2 separate regions of the Homo sapiens genome follow, and region 2 is linked to region 1. A link is an interaction called in ENCODE POLR2A ChIA-PET data of the cell type or tissue named here. Cell type or tissue: PC-9. All regions are shown on one strand. Each heading gives the region's core, and the rest is flanking DNA. Links, peaks and the distances in the headings are about the cores only.

Region 1 (8,019 bases), core at 1,985-6,984:
AAGCCAGAGAAGCAACTACAGACAAGTAAGAAAGACAAGGCATTGACTGGAAGAAAAAGATCAACTCGAGAAAGCAAAAATATAGGAAAAAGACACCGGGCATAACAGCATCTCACTTGTAAAGGGAACATGGCAACAAGAAATCCATGGGTCAGTGAGAGAGAGAGAGAGAGAGATAGAGAGAGAGAGAGAGTGGCCTTCACCCTTCATTCCAGACAGCACCAGCTGGAGCCACAGTGAGCCACATGTCTGTGGGCGTCGGGGGCTGCTGAGAAGTTGCCTCTCTGGCTTTTGGGATGACAAGCCCAGAGCTATAGCACAGGCCAGTTGCTTCTGTAATAAGCATTTGTTAGATCACCCTAGCCTTCCAGAAGCTGAACATAAATCGAAATCCACAGTCCTTGAAATCAAGAGTTATCCTCTGACTGAGAACGAGAATGGGGTGAAATCAACAAAAATGAAAAGGAAAATCAGGAAAAACAGGAGGCAAGCCAGCTGGGGACCCATGTCTTCCTCTATCTTCAGAAATCTTTACTCCTTTAGTCCTGAACAGCATGACTCATATTTTTTTAAATAATATTTTCTATTGTTTTAGGACCTTTTGATTGAAGACAGTGGTGTTACAACAAAGAAGTCATGAATTCATTTTCTCTCTCTCTGTGTGTGTGTGTGTGTGTGTGTGTGTGTGTGTGTGTGTGTGTGTGTGTGTCTCTCTCTCTCTCTCTCTCTTTCATCTTGCCAATGTTGCCTAGACTGATCTCAAACTCCTGGCCTCAAGGGATCCTCCCACCTCAGTCTCCCAAAGGGCTGGGATTAAGGGTACAAGCCAGAACATCTGGCCTGCATGACTTATATTTGAAACTGAGTTCTACTTAAAGGAAATCCAATACGTAAAATTCCAAACCTACAAAACAAATTGAAAGATCAATAACTTTTTAAGTGGATAGTTCATTTTCCATACTGCAGGTTTTCTTCATAAAATGAGTTTTCCTAGTACATTTACTCCAAGATTTGAATTAAGCAGGAGTCTTGAGCAGCCTGGCCACATATAGCCAAATACCAAGTGCTTCCTGGTTCACAAAATGACCTGTTTGTCCTCATGACAACCTTATTTGATCTTTATGACAACCCTACGATTACGAGAGGAATAGATACTCTTTCCAGAATGTTTTTTGTTCAAAGAACAAACATTCATTTAAAAAATAGGCTTACTTTTAGCTGAGCATTAAATAAATGTGTTCATTGTAGAGAAGCAGAAAGAAAAAAAGAAATCCTCCATACCCCAGAGAAAACCACCATGATTTTAAGCTTTTTTTTTTCAGTCTTTGTGCTGTGCACAGACATGGTAATACTCATTAGACAATTTTATTTTCAGAAGTTTTTCACCTAACATTATAACATGAATATTTTCTCAGGATATTCAGCTACTCTTACTGTCATTTTTCATGATTGCACAGTATAATTTCCATAATTATTTCTAATAATTGAAATGCTTCTTTGCCCATTTTGTTTTGAGTTACTCTGTGAGTGTCATTTAAGCAAAAATGTAAATGAATTATGCTACTAGAAAATGTAATAAGCTAATCATTCTCCCTATTGTTGAGGTTTGCTTCCTACCAATTATTCTCTGATCAACATCTTTATGTATAACTCTTTTTCTATATCTCAGGTGAATTTTTTTAGAATAAATTACTGGAGATGGAGCTACTGGTCCAAAAGGAATAGATGTTTTAAGGTGCTGTTTGCAAAAGTGCTTCCCAAAATGACTGTACCAATCTACATTCTCAAAATATCCCTTTGACCACACTGTCACCAGCATGGAGTAAGCATTTTAAGAAACATTTGCTTATTTATAGGTAAAAATCATATTTTATTATTATATTAATATGCACAGTTTTATCTCTGAGTTTGAACACCTTTCCAGAAATGTATTAACCAGCTATAATTTGGTTTTTTGTAAAGGATGTGGTCCTAGAGCAGAAACAAACCTCATTTTACTGCTGAGGAAACAAAACCTGGAGGAATTTAAGCCATTTCCCCAAGGCTAAACAATTACTAAACTGGCTAAGTGAGGAATCCAACTCAGGCTTTTTGAAGCTGACCTAAGTAATTTCCCCTCCCCACCACCATCATACGGATTTTTTAATTCTTCAAACCTATCTGCAAGATTTAACAAAATAAGTACTTTTTAAAGTACACACTTCCAAGTCATAGCTTCTCTGTCAGTTTAGAACTCAGTAAACGAAGACCCAAGAACGCATATGGGCATCTGCTACAGACCTAAAGTCAGTGTCTAATTACAAAGATGACCTCTTTCTTTCTTTTTCCTTTTTTTTGGGGGGGTGGAGTGCGGTGGCGGAGTTTCGCTCTTGTTGCCCAGGCTGGAATGCAATGGTGCGATCTCGACTCACTGCAACCTCCACCTCCCAAGCTCAAATGATTCTCCTGCCTCAGCTTCCTGAGTAGCTGGGAGTACAGGCGCCCGCCACCACACCTGGCTAATTTTTGTATTTTTAGTAGAGACAGGGTTTTGCCATGTTGGTCAGGCTGGTCTCTATGTCCTAACCTCAGGTGATCCACCCGCCTCGGCCTCCCAAAGTGTTGGGATTACAGGCATGAGCCACCGTGCCTGGCAAAAGATGACCTCTTTCTAATCACGTGCTGCCTGACTGCTCTTAGGCTTAAGACTTTAGATGCTTGCACAATGGAGATTCATACCATGTTGAAATACAATGGGCAAGCTAGGAGCAAAATGGAAAAGAATTAGTTTCTAAACAGAACTGTTGGGAGTCAAGGGTTTCAAAGTCAGGCAGAATTATGATTTGCAATCAGCAAAAATAGATCAATCCTATCCATTACATATAGATCAAGGGGAAAGAAATTAGTGAATTATCCGTGAAAATAAATACATTTAAGAAAGACCCAGATAGAGAAATAACCTACACTCTCAACGTTTAAAAGATGGATTACTTAAAAATGGAATATTGGGGCCAGGCGTGGGGGCTCATGCCTGTAATCCCAACATCTTGGGAGGCTGAGACAGGAGGATTGCTTGAGCCCAGGATTTCAAGACCAGCCTGGGCAACATAGTGGGATCCTGTATCTACAAAAAACTTTAGGCCAGGCGTGGTGGCACACGCCTCTAATCCCAGCACTTTGGGAGGCCGAGGCAGGTGGATCACCTGAGGTCAGGAGTTTGTGACCAGGCTGACTAACATGGTGAAACCCCGTCTCTACTAAATAAAAAAAAATTAGCTGGGTGTGGTGGCGCATGCCTGTAATCCGAGCTACTTGGGAGGCTGAGACAGGAGAATGGCTTGTACCTGGGAGGTGGAGGTTGCAGTGAGCCAAGATTGTGCCATTACATTCCAGCCTGGGCAACAAGAGTGAAACTCCATCTCAAAAAAAAAAAAATTTAAAAACTAGCCAGGTGTGGTGGTGCACCCCTGTAGTCCCAGCTATTCAGTACACAGTCTGAGGTGGGAGGATCACTCAAGCCCAGGAGATGAAGATCAAAGTAGCTATGATCGTGCCATTGCACTCCAGCTTGGGCAATAGAGCAAGATTCTATCTCTAAAAAAAAAAAAAAAAAAAAAAACAGAGAGAGAGAGAATACTGAATAGATGGCGCTGTTAACCATTTAAAAAAGAATAAATTACATTCTCCCATTTCATGTAGTATGCCAAAATCAGTTCTGGATAGATTTATGTTAAATATAAAAATGAACTATAAAAAAACAAATTTAAGAAAAGTGGAAATCGATAATCTGATTTCAAGCTGGGAAAGCTTAAAAACTGAAAAGGACTCCATAAAGGAAAGGGTTACAGAGAGAAGTTTAAGACTTCTGAAGAGTGTCAGAAGGAGGGAGAGAGGGAAAAAAATCTGGCAAAACAAATAAAATTTTCCAGCTCATCGTCCAAGTTAAGAGGCAAGTATCAAGCTAAGGAGACAATGGCAATTAATAGGGCAGGAAGAGGATGAATATCTTTACTATGGAACTGTTCCTAATGAGAGGACCTAGCACCTGCAGGAAAACAGGATGCTCACACTCTCGTTGTGGGAGGGCACGACATATCCCATTACGCCCTTGGAGAAGCGCATTTGGGACAGTGCATACTAAAACAGACTCAAAAATAAGAGCTCATGCCCTTTGATCCAGTAATTCTACTTTTAAGAACGAATCAGAGGTCTACAAAAAGATTTTCACATAAAGATATTTATCACAGGCTATGGTAGTGAAAATGTCTGAAAATTTAAAATGTCCCCAAATAAGAAAGTGGTTCAATAAAAATTAATCCATCCAGACTCATAACTTAAGAGAATATTTTATAAAAGGAAAAAGTTTTCTGGTATTTGCAGTGATAAAAGCAAGTGACAAAGCAATATAGGAAGCATGGCTAAAATTCTGTAAAATGAAAAGTACATAAGTAAACAGTGGTTATAACTGAATAGAATTCCATAGGATTTTTAAAATTTTCTTTTTTGTACTTCTTTTCCTAACTTTCTAAAAATACATATGGATATCTATACATGTCCTCATGCCCACGCACACTTTTCTCTGTGTGTGTGTGTGTGTGTGTGTAGGAGGAGGAGAGTTGTGCAATAGCAGCCCCGTGGACAGTGTTCTAGGCATCTCCCATGCCCCTGCTTTCCTACACACACATGTTAAAAACATCTTCTTGGAAACCTACAAAGGACTATAAAAATAGAGACTACACAGGTGGGTTACCAGCTAAGCTTTCTTAATGAGAAACTGGGAAGAAGTGAATAGCAAGTTTGATGAAATCATATCTTCAGAAAGCTATAAATATTACAGAAGACAGATAAGAACATAAACAACTGCAAGACCAAAGACTCTGTGGAACAAATTCACTAGGAGAGAAGGGAAATTTTATATACCGAATTCTTTTTTTTTAAGCCAGTTCCCTGTGAGTGTCCAGTTTAATGACTGTTTAAATTATATCTGCAATTTTCTGAGTGGTTCCCTTACTTTTCAAGTTTATAAACCAACACATCAACAATTCTCAGTCAATGGAAGAGCATTTCTCTGGGGAGCTATGAAAATATACCTTGCATTTTAAATGCAATAAAAAGCATGAATAAACATGCCTCTGTTCTTTATAACACAGAAGTACCACATCTGGTCATTAAAAAAATGCATTATACAGAGTTGTACAGATGCCAGATACTTATTACAGAGAACTGTTTTATCCATTTAGCCCAATTTTCCAGATGTTTTATTACTTGGAGACAGGAGAATTGTTGAAACTGATGATTGAAGCCCATTTATTTCCAGGGGCTCGACTGCAAACCATAGAAAGCATTTGAGGGACAAGTAATTTATGACAGGCCACAAGGCAATGCTTGAGGAAGGCTGTCATCTCAATGGGTCACAAATAATACCAACAAAGGACAAAACACCCTATTTTAGTAACCCCAGGCTTCATTTACAAAAATTGCCTCTTAGGCAAGCACTTAGTTGTCATTTCACATGCAAATGTGTATGCACGTAATTGGAGCAATTTTCATAATAGTAGGTCAAGTTGGCAGTGACATTGAAAATGGCCCAGGTTGGCTCTGATTGGAGGCCTGGTTGTCATTGTCTGCAAGCTGGCAAAATTCTCACCTGGATCAGTTGGAAGTCTTGTTCTCATAAAGACAACAGGATCAAGTTCAGCAGGGGCAGGTGCCGCTTCCCCATCCCTTCCCCAACTCCCCCACTCCCTGCTGCCCCCAAAGTCACAGCCCTAAGAGGCCCTGCCCACACTGCAGAGCAGCAGCCTTGGGGCATTAGCAGAGCTGGCCTTGGCAGCCACAGTCATTGCCGCTAATTAGAAGGCACCTCACCATGGTCAATTCTCTCCCTCTATCAATCAACCTGCTCAGAGCAGAAATAGGGACTAGAAAGGGGAGCAGAACCTTTTCTAGCTTCACTCTTCTGAAGCTAGAAGAGTGAACACACACACACATATAGAGAGAGAGAACACACACACATATATATAGGGAAAAGCTCTCAGAACATAATGGAGACGTGTTCTTAGGCCACACTGAAAACTCATCTAAGTCAATGTGTCTAGCAGCAAGTGTTGGGGAATTTAGTTTTTCTATGTTGCTATTTTTGTAAATGCTGGTAGCCTCTGGCATTAGAGACAGTAGGGTCTATAGATCCTCTTCCTGACAACCTTGCTACCAGGTTGCGTATATTACAGTGAAAGGGAATCTGACACCACATTCTGCCAATATTTATTAACAAGCAGGTATTAATTTAAAAATTATTGGCCGGGCACAGTGGCTCACGTCTGTAATCCCAGCACTTTGGGAGGCCGAGGCAGGCAGATCACCTGAGGTCGGGAGTTCGAGACCAGCCTGACCAAAATGGAGAAACCCTGCTCTACTAAAATTACAAAAAAAAAACTATCCAGGCATGGTGGTGCATGCCTGTAACCCCAGCTATTCAGGAGGCTGAGGCAGGAGAATCACTTGAACCCGGGAGGCAGAGGTTGTGGTAAGCCGAAATCACGCCATTGCACTCCAGCCTGGATGAGAAGAGCAAAACTCTCTCAAAAAAAAAAATTACCATACAGTCCATTCTTGTGAGTTTGGGAAAGGTCTCATCTGTCTCTTCAGGCATTACAACAATTCTTTGCCTGAGAGCTTCACTCCAAGGAGGAACAAAATATTCTAACCACAGAATTAGTCAGTTTTCAAGTTCAGTCAGGAGACAGAGTCCACAGGGAAGTGGGAGAAGACAGGGTCAAGTGAATGTCCAGAAGTCAAGTGCTGCTGCAAAGGCTCGGGCTGGGCTTGCTGGGTTTGCTTGTATGAGGGCAGCAGGGCTGGTACAGTCTTTGTAGTCAGCCACAGATTTCAACTTGCATTTCGCTAACTGATCCAATCATTCCCTAACCCCGTGTCGTTAGATTTCAACAACAGTATTCAAATCTGTACTTCTGGAGTGCATCTTCTTGATTAGGGCACTTCAGAGTCACTAATCATCCCTAAGTGTGGATTCCTGATTAAGGGGTCCTCAAATACTAGCCGCCATCACCCCATCACACTGTCTATAATAGATTATATTAACATAAATTACCACACAGGTTATATAACATCCACTGTCCACAAGGAGTAAGACTGGGAAGGGCTAAATGGTTCTCAGGGGACAGACAACCTGTCCTATTGCTCCATAAAGTGACAGAGCCTGGCTCTTCAATATCCAGCCATAAAATGCCTTAATTGTGATCCATTTGGAGACTGGATTACCTGATAGGGACAAGAAACATTTACCTGGGAGAGGGCTTCAGGAGAGTTGCAGCCATACGCCTCTTCCAGCAGCTAGGTTTTTTATTTTATTTTGTTTTTTTGTTTTTGTTTTGTTTGTGTGTGTGTGTGTGTGTGTGTGTGTGTTTCTCAGCACCTTTGTTCTTTGATTTTGAATTCTGCTTTTCTCTTTTCAGTTCTGTTTTTTTATAACTTGTTCATATATCTTCAGGACTGACGGTGGAGGAGGAAAAGCAGTGCAGATTCAGGCTGCAACAGCAGAAGCTAACTTTTTCTTTGCTATGTAAGAGAATTTCAGAGAGGTAGCCTGGCCCCCGTGGCAAGAGAATAGGATGTGCAGTTAGGCCAAGTGGAGTTCAAATCCTGACTCTCAGACTTCCTAGTAGTGCCTCTCTGAGCTTCATATTCCTCATGTGTGAAACAAGACCAGTCCTATGTACCCTGCAGCGTTGTTATAAGGGTTTGAGATACTGTGTGTAAAGAATCTGCTATATAGCAAGGCTGTAAAAATAGTGGCTTTTATTAGCCCCCAGGGACCTCCTGCTATAAGCAGTGGACACATCAAGATACAAAGAAACACAAGTCATGATCAAGAATAGGTAACTATAGTGTAATTCATTAAATGTTCTGATGGTCTCCAATCTTGAGTGATTTAGTCTATGAAGGATTGTGTCTCCTTTTTTAAACTGTACACATATTCAAGTGCAGAAACTGAGACTAAACATTCATCTCTATGTTCAT
Region 2 (8,019 bases), core at 1,466-6,465, 1.1 Mb before region 1:
ACACACACACGCACACGCACACGCACACGCACAGGCACGCAGAACAAGGGTTGTCAGGAAATTGAGCTGAGGTTGCCCAGAAGGCTTGTACTGCCTCTCCTAACTTACTGCTGAGACCCCATCTGGTGCAAGGCCAATTTCTATACTCAAGAGGGCAGCAGAGAGCAATGAATGGGCCCTCATTCATTTGAGATCTTCAGCACACGGGCCAATAACCACCACCCTTGCTGCTTGCTCGGAGCATCGTGGACCCAAGGTCTGGAAGGGCCAGAAGATACTCATGCCTGTCCCATGCTACTCAGGGATGGTTGACCAGAACACTTTAAGGCACTTGGAGATAAATCACCAGCCACTTGCCACTGCCGTTATGATTGTGTGTTCCATTTGTAAGCACTGTGAGGATTGTTTAAGTACCTTCAGACTCTCTTTACTTTCAGAGAGCCTGTGAGGTAAGTGGAATTCGTAGGATCATTTTATAGATGAGAAAACAGATGCCCAAAGATGTGAACACTTGCCCAGACTTCAATAGCTGGTTAGAGACAGGGCTCGACTTGAACCCAAATCTCCTAAAAAAGCAAATTTAGTTTATCCTGTGAAACTCAACATTTCTCAGAGTTCTTGGACAGTATGTCAAGAATCTGCAAATTCTCTGTAAGAATTAAAATTTTTGTCTTCACTGTGATAATTATCTGTAACAAAGATTAATATCTTTAAATAAAGAGACGACTTCGCAGAGTTACCAAGTGACACCTGTATTGCTCACTTACACAGTGTTGGTTAAGTGAAAGGTTTCTTTCTCCTAAGTTATAAACAAAGGCAGGAATGTATTAGAACTTCTGTTTTGCATGGAAACAGGCATTCTTATAAGTTATATTTTGAAACTCACCATAGAGAAACAGACTAAATAAAGACCAGACTTGACCTAGTATTTTTCTGTCATCAGCTCCAAAGTAGCAATTTAGTTTCTACAAAACATGTCCATCACATTAATTGAACATTGAAATTTTGAATTTTATTAGTTACATGGTATTTGGTTTCAATTTTTTTCTTTAATTACACAGTAATTGCTATGTTTTGGATGTATATGCCCCTATGAAATTCATATGCTAAAATCTAATGACTAAGATGATGGTTTAGAAGGTGGAGCCTCTGGTAGTGATTAGGTCATGAGGATCAATGAGGGCTCCAGCCTTGTGAACAGGATTAACGTCCTTACAAAAGGCTGCAGAGAGCGGCCTCGCTCTTCCCCTCTTCCACTGTGAGGATGCAGCAAGAAGGCGCCATGTTGGAAGCACAGAGCAGCCCTCACCAGAGACCGAGGCTGCTGGGGCCCTGATCTTGGACTTCCAGCCTCCAGTACTGTGAGAAATAAATTACTATTACTTACACATTACCCAATCTGTAGTATTTTGTTACAGCAGCCCAAATGGACTGAGACAGTAATCTACAATCATGGAGCTCATACAATGTTTTATATTTGTAGATATTGAAATAACATTATTATAGAAATGAAAATGATGGCAACATGTTGAGAGCTGGAGCCTGCAATAACTTTTCAAGAACATGAAGGGGTCCATCCATCACTTGGGTTTGAGGAACAGACAGCGGAGGACCCTGCCTCATCTCCTTCCGCTCCACGACGTCTCATGTCAAGAGCTGCTCGGCTTCTTTTGCTCCTCTCTCCTCTTCAGCATATCAGCCCTTATTCTTCTGTTACTGTGACTCCATACTTAGCTCTTGAGCACCTTAGCGGGGGTGTCCTTCTTGGGAAAAGTTTTGGAACCCTAATTTAGTCCAATTACCATAATTTACACATGAAGGAACTGGGGCCCAGATGGATAAAGTGACTCATTCAAGGGCACTGGAGATTGGAGCTGGCTCTCCTGATCCAAAGCCCAGAGCATAGATCCCCAGGAAAAGCACAGGGAAGCAGCACTTGCTACTTCCCACAGACCTGCTAATTTCCTGTTTCAAAATGGGAGCAAGGCTAGACCACAGTCATGGGTGCAAGGCATTATAAGAGGCATGGCACAGTCTGTTCCCAGAAATGCACCATTGATTTGAACACCCAAATGGCTAGGAATATTAAGAGCTAATCCAAACCATCAGAACTGCTGGCTCCAACTCTAGCAAAGAAAAATAAACAAAATCTTTCTAAACTTAGAAATGGTTCAGGATTATTTTTCTTTTTTTTTTCCAGCTCATCAAAGATTAGCTGTAGAGTTCTCTCCACCCACCTCCAACACAGTGATTAAAGGTCCAGCATTGCTGGCCAGGTACGGTGGTTCATGCCTGTAATCCCAGTATTTTGGGAGGCCAAGGCGGGTGGATCACCTGAGGTAGGGAGTTCGAGACCAGCCTGGTCAACATGGTGAAACCCCATCTCTACTGAAAATACAAAATTAGTCAGGTGTGGTGGTGCATTCCTGTAATCCCAGCTACTTGGGGGGCTGAGGCAGGAGAATCGCTTGAACCTGGGAAGCAGAGGTTGCAGTGAGCCGAGATCGCGCCATTGCATTCCAGCCTGGGCAACAAGAGCGAGACTCCATCTCAGGAAAAAAAAAAAAAAAAAGGTCCGGCATCAAAGCCTCCCTCTTCCTCAACAGATATTGTATGATGAAGGGCAGTCACTGCCCTGGGGGTCAGCAAACCTCTGGCTGGACTTGGATCTGCCAAGGAGAAGCTGGGCAGCCTTGGGGAAGCTATTGCTACTCTTCAGGCTTCCATGCCCTCTTCTGTAAAATGACCAGAATTACAGTAGAATTTCAGTGTTTCCTAATCTTCCCTGAAGATAAAAATCCCTTGGCATAGGCCAGGCACGGTGGCTCACACCTGTAATCTCAGCACTTTGGGAGGCCAAGGTGGGCGGATCACCTGAGGTCGGGAGTTTGAGACCAGCCTGACCAACATGGTGAAACCCCATCTCTACTGAAAAATACAAAAATTAGCCAGGCATGGTGGTGGGCATTTGTAATCCCAGCTGCTTGGGAGGCTGAGGCAGGAGAATCGCTTGAACCCAGGAGGTGGAGGTTGAAGTGAGCTGAGATTGTGCCACTGCATTCCATTCTGGGTGACAGTGAGACTTTGTCTCAAAAAAAAAACACTTAAATTTCTGAGCCCCGACCCAAATTTGGACTATTCAGGAAGATGCCTGGTAATCTATATTTAACGTGGTAATCTATATTTAACAAGAGCTCCACCTCATTGTTTTCCACCAGAAAACAGAACTGGATGAGCGGGGCCTAAAATTTGGAATCAGTAAAAGCTCCAGATATACTACAAGTGCGAATATGAGAGGGAGAACGTGGAATTAGTATCAGCCATTCACATGTGACAATAGAGATGTCAGCTTTGTTAGTGAGGCACTCAGCAAGGCTCTGAGGCACTGGGAAAGCAAGATGGGTGAGTTTTCATCAGAAGAGTGAATGGAGAGAGGTCAATGATGTGGTGTGCCCTGAGGGCAAGGGCGGGCCTACAAGGAGAGCCAAGACGATTGGCTTGGGGTGCCAAGGAGCAGCCACGCAGTTTCCAGGGAGACTGGTGGTAGGCATGCAGAGGAGGCCTGAGTAAGCCTGGAATGGAGCCCTCTACACGTCTTTCAGGGCCTCAAGTGGAGCTGGCTCTATTGCTGCATTTCAGAGGATGGGTGTTTGTCCAGTGTGGCGTATGGATTAGTGGTAGCCTGGCTTCAGGGGAATCAACTGGTCTCTCCTGATTACACGTCCTAACTATGGGAGGCCAAGTTCCATTTGATGTCTTTATGGGCGGTAGCACCATCATGACTTTCCGGTCAGATAGAGATGAGGGATGTTAAAGAAACATTATTCAGACCCTTTGTATTGGTGGGTTCTTGCTTTGCTACAAGGAAATACCTGAGGCTGGGTAATTTGTAAAGAAAAGGGGTTTATTGGCTCACAGTTCTGCAGGCTGTACATGAAGCATAATGCTAGCATCTGCTTCTGGTCAGGGCCTCAGAAGCTTCCAATCATGGCAGAAAGTGAAGGGGAAGCAGGTGGTGTCACATGGTGAGAGAGAGAACAAGAGCGAGAAAGGGGAGATCCCAGACTCTTTTAAAGAACCAGATCTCTTGTGAACTGAGTGAGAACTCACTCATCACCAAGGGGATGGCACCAAGCCATCCATGAGGATCTGGCCCCATGATGCAATACCTCCTACTATGCCCCACTTCCAACATTGGGGATCACACTTCTACATGAGATTTAGATGGAACAAACATCCAAACCATATTACATTTGTGAAAACAATAAGAAAGACTTCATTAAAGACTGTTGAAATAGAGAAGAAAGACTGAGCTCAACTCTGAATATAGCAAAGCCAGCTGGGAATTTATAGCCAATGAGTCAGAGTGAGGGGTCAGAAGATGGAAAATTATTCAGAGGAAACTGATTAGACATCAAGGGTAGGTGGATTCTCAATAAACTGGCTTAGGGGGATTCTTTGCTAAAAGTGGGCTCAGCAGACAAATGTCAAGGTTGAGAGGCCAAGGTGAAGGCCTAGTCGAGAAGATGGCTCAGAGGATCCCAACTAATGTTTGGCCAAGGAGGAAGTCTTTGTCAGGGGTACTGAGACCTCCTATGTTTGAGAGGAGTTAATAAAAAGCTAATGGGAATGTGAATTTCTTTCTGTTCAGCTAAGACGCTGGCTGACAAGAAGAACTATGCTTACATAAATATGGAAGATTGAACTGAGCGCTTATACTGCTTGACAGAGGTAATATAATAACAATAAAATAGTAATAATACATTATAGCTCTCAATTATTAAATAATCAACGTATGTTAGTAACTTTTTGTACATTATTCCAAATCCTTAGAATAATCCTGCAAAGGTGGTGTTATTATTTTCATTTTATAGTGCAGAAACTGAGGCTCAGAAAAAGTCTTTTCAAAATCAGGAATTGAATTCAGGTCTGTTTGGTTGTAAAACTCCAATTCTTTTCAATATGCTACTTTTTTTTTTTTTTTTTAAAGACAGAGTTTGTCTCTTGTTGCCCAGGCTGGAGTGCAATGGCACAATTTTGGCTCACCACAACCTCTGCCTCTCAGGTTCAAGCAATTCTCCTGCCCCAGCCTCCCAAGTAGCGTGATTACAGGCATGCGCCACCACGCCCAGCTAATTTTGTATTTTTAGTAGAGATGGGGTTTCTCCATGTTGGTCAGGCTGGCCTTGAACTCCCTACCTCAGGTGATCTGCCCACCTCGGCCTCCCAAAGTGCTAGGATTACAGGCATGAGCCACCACACTCGGCCTACAAATCTTATACATAGCAGTTGGTAACTGAAATGAATTTGTAAAGTGATTGAATACATGAACACATGAAGTTTATTTCAAGTCTAAAGTAGGTTTCCAGGTGAAAGGATTCTTTGTCCCTAACCATTCTCAAAAATTCTGAGGCTCTCATCCACATTAATATCCCCCACCCTCTGCCATTGTTTTACTGCCTCAACTTCAGCAGTGTAGATTTATTAGAAACGTGACTGAGGTGTGTAACAGGAAGCGTTGCTTGACTTGAAGGTGCTAGTCTTATCAAAGGAAGGCATATAACTTAGTGAGCAACTGGGAACTTGGGAACCCTGCTGACCAAGGAGGACTTGGTGTATCATACAGACCTCCTTGGTGTGCTGATGTCCTAGGGTTCCTGACTGATTAAAGGATGCTGGTTGAAGTGGTGAAAAAAGAGGGGGTGTTTGTGCCTCACATGTGGAAGGCCTTCATTCCTCAGTCTGCTGTCTATGGTGACACAGTCTGTTCCCAGAAATGCACCACTGATTTGAACACCCAAATGGCAAGGAATATTAAGAGCTAATCCAAACCATCAGAACTGCTGGCCCCAACTCTAGCAAAGAAAGATAAACAAAATCTTTCTAAACTTAGAAATGGTTCAGGATTATTTTTCTTTCTTTTCCAGCTCATCAAAGATTAGCTTTCAACACCAGAATGTTTTATTAAAATTTTTCTAATTAGCCTCATCATTCTGTTAATCAAGCTTGTTACAAGCATGGCATCTTTATATCTGTTTTGCTAATCGACATCTTTCAAACCATGTTGACATTTCAGTGGCTTTTGAACTGCTCCCCCTCCATGAAATGGGCCATGTCCTATTTGCTTCTTTGAAGATTGGCTGCCTTTCTTAGGGACATTTTTTTGATACTGATTTGTGTGCTTATAAAATATGCAGTGAGGACAGATGGACAGAAAGCTGGAGTTGGGGAGAAGGAAATAATTATCTGCTTAGTGCAAAGCGTGTACTTGCAAATTTCTAGTTATGCCACAGACTATGAAAGGTCAAGAAATAATGGCATGAACTGTTTAAGCTAACATAGCAGATAAGTTTAAGAGTTTCCACATTTGTTTGTTAATGGAAAATGGTGTCTGGCAATCAACTTCAGAAAAGCGGATAGGTTCTGATGTTAAGAAGGCTGAGTAAAGACTTTTTTACTCCCTTTCTTTCAGTGATTAGTCTGAATAACAACAAGGAGAAAGAGAAACAGAAGCTTGACTTCATCTTTAATGAAACTGGGTGGCATGCATAAACCATAGTTGCAATGCATGAAGACTGAAGGAGGCCGGGTGCAGTGGCTCACACCTGTAATCTCAGCACTTTGGGAGGCCAAGGTGGGCGGATCACCTGAGGTCAGGAGTTCGAGACCAGCTGGGCCAACATGGTAAAACCCTGTCTCTACTAAAAGTACAAAAATTAGCCAGGCATGATGGCGGGTGCCTGTAATCCCAGCCACTTGGGAGGCTGAGGCAGGAGAATTGCTTGAACCTGGGAGGCAGAGGTTGCAGCAAGCTGAGATCGTGCCACTGTATTCCAGCCTGGGTGACAGAGCCAGGCTCCATCTCAAAAAAAATAAATAAATAAAGACTGAAGGTGGATGAATGAGTGACAACAGACAGCAGAACGGAGTACGGTGAAGGCTTCAGGGAGGATGTGATGAGAAGCAGGATAGCTGGTACCTTCAGGACTTTGGGAAGCCTTGAGAATCAGAGGTGCTGGGTAATGTAGAAGACAGGTGAGGAGTCGGCTCGCAGTGGGGGCACTGGTTGAAAGTCTCTTTGAAAAGCAATTTGACTTCAGGTTCTCACCCCACTCTGGGAAGCCAGGCAACTGAGTCTTTTCTATCCCCAAAAGAGGGAGGCTTATTTTCTGGAGAAATTGGACCTGACAAGCTCTGGGCTCAAGGGTATCAGGTACACTGGAGTGTGGGGTCAGGCAGAAGGTGGCAAACATGAAGTTATCTCTTAGTTAGGATGTTAGGGAATCCTTCCTTGTAGGACCTGAGCTGTCCTACATGTTCTGATAGCTGGAGGCCCCTGAAAGCCCCCACTTATGCAGGTATAGCTTCCCAGATTTTTAAGTGCCTCATTCTTACATATGATGATAGCCAATGATCATCAGACATTTCAGGCAATCCAATGTGAAATGCAAATCAAGAGAAAACTGGAATCAGGGGAGAAAAAAGTCCATTCAGGTAGCAGGACAAAATGTAAAACAAATTATAGTTTAATGTCCTCTGAGAGACACGAGAAGAGATGCAGCCATGAAACATAAACATGACGCGGCCGGGCGCGGTGGCTCACGCCTCTAATCCCAGCACTTTGGGAGGCCAAGGAGGGCGAGTCACGAGGTCAGAAGTTTGAGACCAGCCTGGCCAACATGGTGAAACCCCGTCTCTACTAAAAATACCAATATTAGCCGGGCGTGGTGGCACTTGCTTGTAATCCCAGCTACTCGGGAGGCTGAGGCAGGAGGATTGCTTGAACCTGGGAGGCAGAGGTTGCAGTGAGCTGAGGTCGCTCCATTGCACTCCAGACTGGGCAACAAGAGCAAAACTCCGTCTCAAAAAACAAACAAACAAACAGAAACAAAAACAAAAACGGAAAAAAACAGGGTGCTATGATAAAAGGGACTCTCAGAGAACAAGAAAAAGTTCATGGAAAGTAAATGATAAAAGCTGATATTAAGAAGTCAAACTATGGGAAAATAAAGTTGAAGA

What was found. ChIA-PET counts read pairs that join two places held together with the same protein. Peaks named below come from ENCODE experiments on the same cell type or tissue, not always from the same donor. Only the 100,000 strongest peaks of a DNase experiment are listed, where the experiment ranks them.
Region 2: POLR2A ChIA-PET joins it to region 1 with 5 read pairs; 2 of 35 experiments call an interaction of 5 or more read pairs at or near these places.

The regions. Positions count from the first base shown.
Region 1 is chr5:74,660,856-74,668,874 of GRCh38, forward strand. It overlaps a transcript of HEXB not described here. Among named protein-coding and RNA genes, the nearest start is that of HEXB, 20 kb to the right of the region's middle. In PC-9, for the core only: no CTCF peak of the experiment used is centred there; no DNase peak of the experiment used is centred there.
Region 2 is chr5:73,519,717-73,527,735 of GRCh38, forward strand. No RefSeq gene overlaps it. Among named protein-coding and RNA genes, the nearest start is that of BTF3, 25 kb to the left of the region's middle. RefSeq lists a silencer at 60-259. In PC-9, for the core only: no CTCF peak of the experiment used is centred there; a DNase peak (open chromatin) is centred at 3,445.